Regions from separate parts of the Homo sapiens genome. Here region 1 is linked to region 2. Evidence: read pairs that join two places in POLR2A ChIA-PET (ENCODE). Cell type or tissue: IMR-90. All regions are shown on one strand. Each heading gives the region's core, and the rest is flanking DNA. Links, peaks and the distances in the headings are about the cores only.

What was found. Peaks named below come from ENCODE experiments on the same cell type or tissue, not always from the same donor. Only the 100,000 strongest peaks of a DNase experiment are listed, where the experiment ranks them.
Region 1: POLR2A ChIA-PET joins it to region 2 with 10 read pairs; 2 of 35 experiments call an interaction of 5 or more read pairs at or near these places.

What each region holds. Positions count from the first base shown.
Region 1 is chr15:89,977,684-89,980,593 of GRCh38, forward strand. No RefSeq gene overlaps it. Among named protein-coding and RNA genes, the nearest start is that of ZNF710, 22 kb to the right of the region's middle. In IMR-90, for the core only: no CTCF peak of the experiment used is centred there; no DNase peak of the experiment used is centred there; H3K27me3 peaks cover 526 bases.
Region 2 is chr15:89,771,449-89,774,358 of GRCh38, forward strand. LOC124903550 (a long non-coding RNA gene) reads right to left here. Exons shown (of 2, transcript XR_007064751.1): 2 at 646-2,910. Among named protein-coding and RNA genes, the nearest start is that of MESP2, 3.4 kb to the right of the region's middle. In IMR-90, for the core only: no CTCF peak of the experiment used is centred there; a DNase peak (open chromatin) is centred at 1,643; H3K27ac peaks cover 356 bases.

The DNA of each region.
Region 1 (2,910 bases), core at 233-2,732, 210 kb after region 2:
CGCGAGTGATCCGCCAGCCTCGGCCTCCCGAGGTACCGGGATTGCAGACCGAGTCTGGTTCACTCAGTGCTCAATGGCGCCCAGGCTGGAGTGCAGTGGCGTGATCTCGGCTCGCTACAACCTCCACCTCCCAGCCGCCTGCCTTGGCCTCCCAAAGTGCCGAGATTGCAGCCTCTGCCCGGCCGCCACCCCGTCTGGGAAGTGAGGAGCGTCTCTGCCTGGCCGCCATCCCATCTGGGAAGTGAGGAGCGCCTCTTCCCGGCCGCCATCACATCTAGGAAGTGAGGAGCGTCTCTGCCCGGCCGCCGATCGTCTGGGATGTGAGGAGCGCCTCTGCCCGGCCGCCACCCCGTCTGGGAGGTGAGGAGCGTCTCTGCCCAGCCACCCCGTCTGAGAAGTGAGGAGCCTCTCCGCCCGGCAGCCACCCCGTCCGGGAGGGAGGTGGGGGTGGTCAGCCCCCCGCCCGGCCAGCCGCCCCATCCGGGAGGTGAGGGGCGCCTCTGCCCGGCCGCCCCTACTGGGAAGTGAGGAGCCCCTCTGCCTGGCCACCACCCCGTCTGGGAGGTGTGCCCAACAGCTCATTGAGAAGGGGCCAGGATGACAATGGCGGTTTTGTGGAATAGAAAGGGGGGAAAGGTGGGGAAAAGATTGAGAAATCGGATGGTTGCCGTGTCTGTGTAGAAAGAAGTAGACATGGGAGACTTTTCATTTTGTTCTGTACTAAGAAAAATTCTTCTGCCTTGGGATCCTGTTGATCTGTGACCTTACCCCCAACCCTGTGCTCTCTGAAACATGTGCTGTGTCCACTCAGAGTTAAATGGATTAAGGGCGGTGCAAGATGTGCTTTGTTAAACAGAAAAAAAAAAAAAAAAAAAAAAAAAGAAAGATTTGGGATCCGAAACCCTGTCATCATTTGTTATGAGTGCTGATGCTAGAGAAAAGCACGTTTAATTAATGAGAATGAGCTGGCAGATGGAGGCTCCAGAGGGGATCTGAAGGGGGCTTCTGAGCATGTCCAAGGGCTCAGGGGGTTGACACGGGTCTCTTTGTAATGCTTAATTTTCCTTCATGTGATATGGTTTTCCTTTTTTTTTTATATATATATAATATGGGTGTATCTAGGAGAATACACCTCTCCTATTTTCTTTTTACAGGTGTACAAAGAAAATGTGAATCTTTGCAACCCCACCATGTTTCCAGCCATTTTTTTTTTTACTCACAAGTGGACTCCACAGGAGGGAGGGGAGAGCAGGAGGTTGTCTCACAGCACCTGGGCAAGAGGTGGCAAAAGGAAGGCAGGTGAGGCGCTGAGAAGAAGGAGAAAAGCATGAAGTGAACTTGAGGAGCTGGGTCTGCAGAGGAATGACCTGCACCTGCTGCAAGATGTCCCCGCCTTCTTTATCACTGTGATGAGATGTATTCAAACTCACGTTTCCCAGCTGGGTGCAGTGACTCATGCCTGTAATGCCAGCACTTTGGGAGGCGAGGCGGGGGATCACCTGAAGTCAGGAATTCAAGACCAGCCTGGCCAACATGGTGAAACCCCATCTCTACTAAAAATACAAAAAAAAAAAAAAAAAAAAAAAAAAAGGCCAGCGCAGTGGCTTACGCCTGTAATCCCAGCACTTTGAGAGGCTGAGGCGGGTGGATCACCTGAGGTCAGCAGTTCGAGACCAGCCTGGCTAACATGGTGAAATCCCGTCTTTACTAAACATACAAAAAATTAGCCAGGCGTGGTAGTGGTCGCCTGTAATCCCAGCTACTCGGGAGGCTGAGGCAGGAGAATCGCTTGAACCTGGGAGGCGGAGGTTGCAGTGAGCTGAGATCGTGCCATTGCACTCCAGCTGGGTGACAAAAGCAAAACTTTGTCTCAAAATAAATAAATAAATAAATAAATTAGCTGGGCGTGGTGGCCCATGGCTGTAATCCTAGCTACTCTGGAGGCTGAGGCAGGAGAATCACTTGAACCCAGGAGGCAGAGGTTGCTGTGGGCCAAGATCAAGCCACTGCACTCCAGACTGGGCAACAGAGCAAGACTCCGTCTCAAACAAAAGCAACAACAACAAAAAACTCATGCTTCCCAATACTCAGCATTTCCTCTCTCAGACTATCTAGAAGTATGGGGGCAGCCACCAAGCTATCCCTAGGAATAGCTGCCCCCTCCTCCACATTGGTCACTAAGGACAATTCTCTGACATACCTGTATGCAGTTTCCACTCCCATGAAGCAAGTAGATTTTTTTTTTTTTTTTGAGACGGAGTCTCACTCTGTGGTCCAGGCTGGAGTGGCAATCTCGGCTCATTGAAACCTCCACCTCCCAGGTTCAAGTGATTCTCCTGCCTCAGCCTCCCAAGTAGCTAGCACCACCAGGCCTGACTAATTTTTGTATCTTTAGTAGAGACGGGGTTTCAATATGTTGGCCAGGCTGGTCTGAAACCCATGACCTCAGGTGATCCACCCGCCTCAGCCTCCCAAAGTGCTAGGATTACAGGCGTGAGCCACCATGCCCAGCTGAAGCAAGCAGATTGTATATCTGCCTCCTTCTCCTTTCCCTTGTGCTTCTTCTCCCACCCACAATAAGGCCACATTTCTTTGCCTAAATCACAAATCTTTTTTGTTGTTGTTTTGTTTTTTGAGACAGAGTCTCAATCTGTTGCCCAAGCTAGAGTACAGTGGCATGATCTCAGCTCACTGCAACCTCTGCCTCCCAGGTTCAAGTGATTCTCCTGCCTCAGCCTCCCAAGTAGCTGGGACTACAGGCATGTGCCACCACACGTGGCTAGTTTTTGTATTTTTAGTAGAGACAAGGTTTCACCATGTTCAGGCTGGTCTCGAACTCCTGACCTCAAGTGATCCACCCACCTCAGCCTTCCAAAGTGCTGGGATTACAGGCATGAGGCAACGCGCCTG
Region 2 (2,910 bases), core at 308-2,807:
CCTGAGGTCAGGAGTTCAAAACCAGCCTGGCCAACATGGTGAAACCCTGTCTCTACTAAAAATACAAAAAATTAGCCAGGTGTGGTGGCAGGCATCTGTAATCCCACGTATTTGGGAAGCTGAGGCAGGAGAAATCGCTTGAACCTAGGAGGCGGAGGTTGCAGTGCGCTGAGATCATGCCATTGCACTCCAGCCTGGGCAACAAGAGCGAAACTTCATCTCAAAAAAAATAAATAAATAATAAAGAAACACCAATAGAAACAGCACCTGCTCTATCTGAAATGCAGCACCTAGATCAAGACATATCTATGAAGCCTGATGAATTTTGTTTATAACTGTTGAATGGATACATGCAAGTTCCCTGATAGACAGTATGTCAAGAGCTTTATAGTGTTGTGTGGCCTCGGACCAATAAATGATGTACCTACACTACATGTGCCATTATTTCAACCCAAAAAGTCTAGGGGTGAATGTTTTACAAGTTGTCCCTTATTTCCCCTTAGGAAATAGTTGTTTTTTGTTGTTGTTTTTTTTAAATTTTGGTTTAAACCCTTTTAAGCCATGAAATGTTCCATAACTAACTGCTTCTCTCCAAAGAAAGCCTGTTTGAAATCTATCCCACCTTCTTTTCATGTTATGGACCAATTAAAATTTTCTCTTCTTTATTCATAGCAGCTAGAATAAACTAAACGATAGTTGTTTGCCCAGAGTTATTCAACACCAAGTGTTACTTCATCATAACGTTAGAGCAGTGACTTGGGCATATTTTCTCCGATATATTTCAAAATAAATTCTGAGGAGAAAAAGTGACATAATTTCATTATTGAAGGTGTATCCGTACCTTCTGCCATTTTACCTTTTTTCCAAAGTTAAAATTATTTACATGGGCTGCGTACAGTGACTCATACCTGTAATCCCAGCACTTTGGGAGGCCGAGGCGAATGGATTGCTTGAGCCCAGCAGTATGAGACCTGCCTAGGCAACATGGTGAAACTCTGTCTCTACAAAAAGTACAAATTTTAGCCGGAGTGATGGTGCACATCTGTAGTCCCAGCTACTCCGGAGGCTGAGGTGGGAAGATTACCTGAGCCCGGGAGGTGGTGGCTGCAGTGAGCGGTGACTGCCCCACTGCACTCCAGCCTGGGTGACAGAGTGAAACCCTGTCTAAAGAAAAAAATTATTTAAAGAGATAAACATTTAAAACATTTAGATCAACTATAACCAAGGTTTTGGTTAAATCTGTATTCGCAGGCAGTACTTTTTTTTTTTTTTTTTTTTTGAGACAGGGTGTTGCTCTGTGGCCAGACTGGAGCACAGTGGTACGATCATAGCTCACTGCAACCTCAAACTCCTGGGTTCAGGGGATCCTCCTGCCTCAGCCTCCCAAGTAGCTGGGACTACAGGGCCCACCCCACCATGCCTGGCTAATTTTTTTTTTTCTTAGATGCGGGGTCTGACTATGTTGCCCAGGCTGGTCTTGAACTCCTGGGCTCAAGCCAACCTCTCACCTCAGCCTTCCAAAGTGCTGGGATTATCCCCACTAAAAATTTGATCCATTATTTTTTTAAAGGGTGAGTCAGCAAAATATGTCCTGACATGGAATGCTCTGAAACATGCTGTTGAATGAAAAAAAAAAAAAAGAAAAAGAAAAAGAAAAGAAGAAAAACAAATTACAAGCTGACATTTACACATAACAATGTACATAATGTAACTGGAGGGTTACTGTGTGTTTGCTAAGGATACACGTTTATGTTAACCCACTGGCCAGGTCTGGAACTACACACACAGCCTAATAACAGCTGTTACCTTTTGGGGGTTTATGGGGTTGGTTAAAGAGACTCCAACTTTATCTGTAATGTTTCCATTTCTCACAGTGAAAGGTAGTAGTTACATAATTTGTGTAATTAAAAGTTAATTTTTGAAAATAGCCACGCCCTCCCTCAAAAAAAAAGAAAGAAACAAAAAAAAAGATTAGCCAGTCATAGTGGTATGCGCCTGTAGTCCCAGCTACTTGAGAGGCTGAGGCAGGAGGATCACTTGAACACAGTTTTAGGGTACAGTGAGCCAAGATTGCATCACTGCACTCCAGCCTGGGCAACAGAGTGAGACCCTGTCTCTAAAATTAAAATAAATGAAGCCTGGGCACAGTGGCTCACGCCTGTAATAACAGCATTTTGGGAGGCTGAGGCAGGCGATCACTTGAGGCCAGGAGTTCGAGACCAGCCTAGCCAACATGGCGAAACCCCATCTCTACTAAAAATACAAAAATTAGCCAGGCATGGTGGCGTGCACCTGTGGTCCCAGCTACTCAGGAGGCTGAAGCAGGAGGATTCCTTGAGCCTGGGAGGCGGAGGTTGCAGTGAGCTGTCACTGCACTCCAACCTGGGCGACAGACCCTGTCTCAAAAATAAAACAAATAATAAAATAAAATAAAATAAAATAAAATCAGCCACAAAAATATTACAAGGCAGCTGGGCCTGGTGGCTCATGCCTGTAATCCCAGCACTTTGGGAGGCTGAGGAGGGCAAATCACTTGAGCCCAGGAGTTCAAGACCAGCCTGGGTAAAACCCAACTCCACAAAAAATGATAATAATGATTAAATAATTACGAAGCCATTTGCTACTTCAGGCTGCTGCAGGTTAATCTCTTCTTGAACACCATTGTCATGTTGATCTTTAGTTAGTTATTAGCTAATGATTTTTAAAATTGTATCACCCTTCCGCTCAAAAGTCCCTATGGCTCCCAAAACCAACTCCTTAACCTGGCCCCAGCCCAGGTGTGCTCTGGCCTTCCACATCACCACCCCAGTGCCCTGCTCCTAAGGCATCTTGGAAGGTCCCAAGGCCAGGTCTTTGCTTATGCAGTTCCCATCCGGAAAGCACGGCACCTGCCTCTCTCCCTACTCAAAT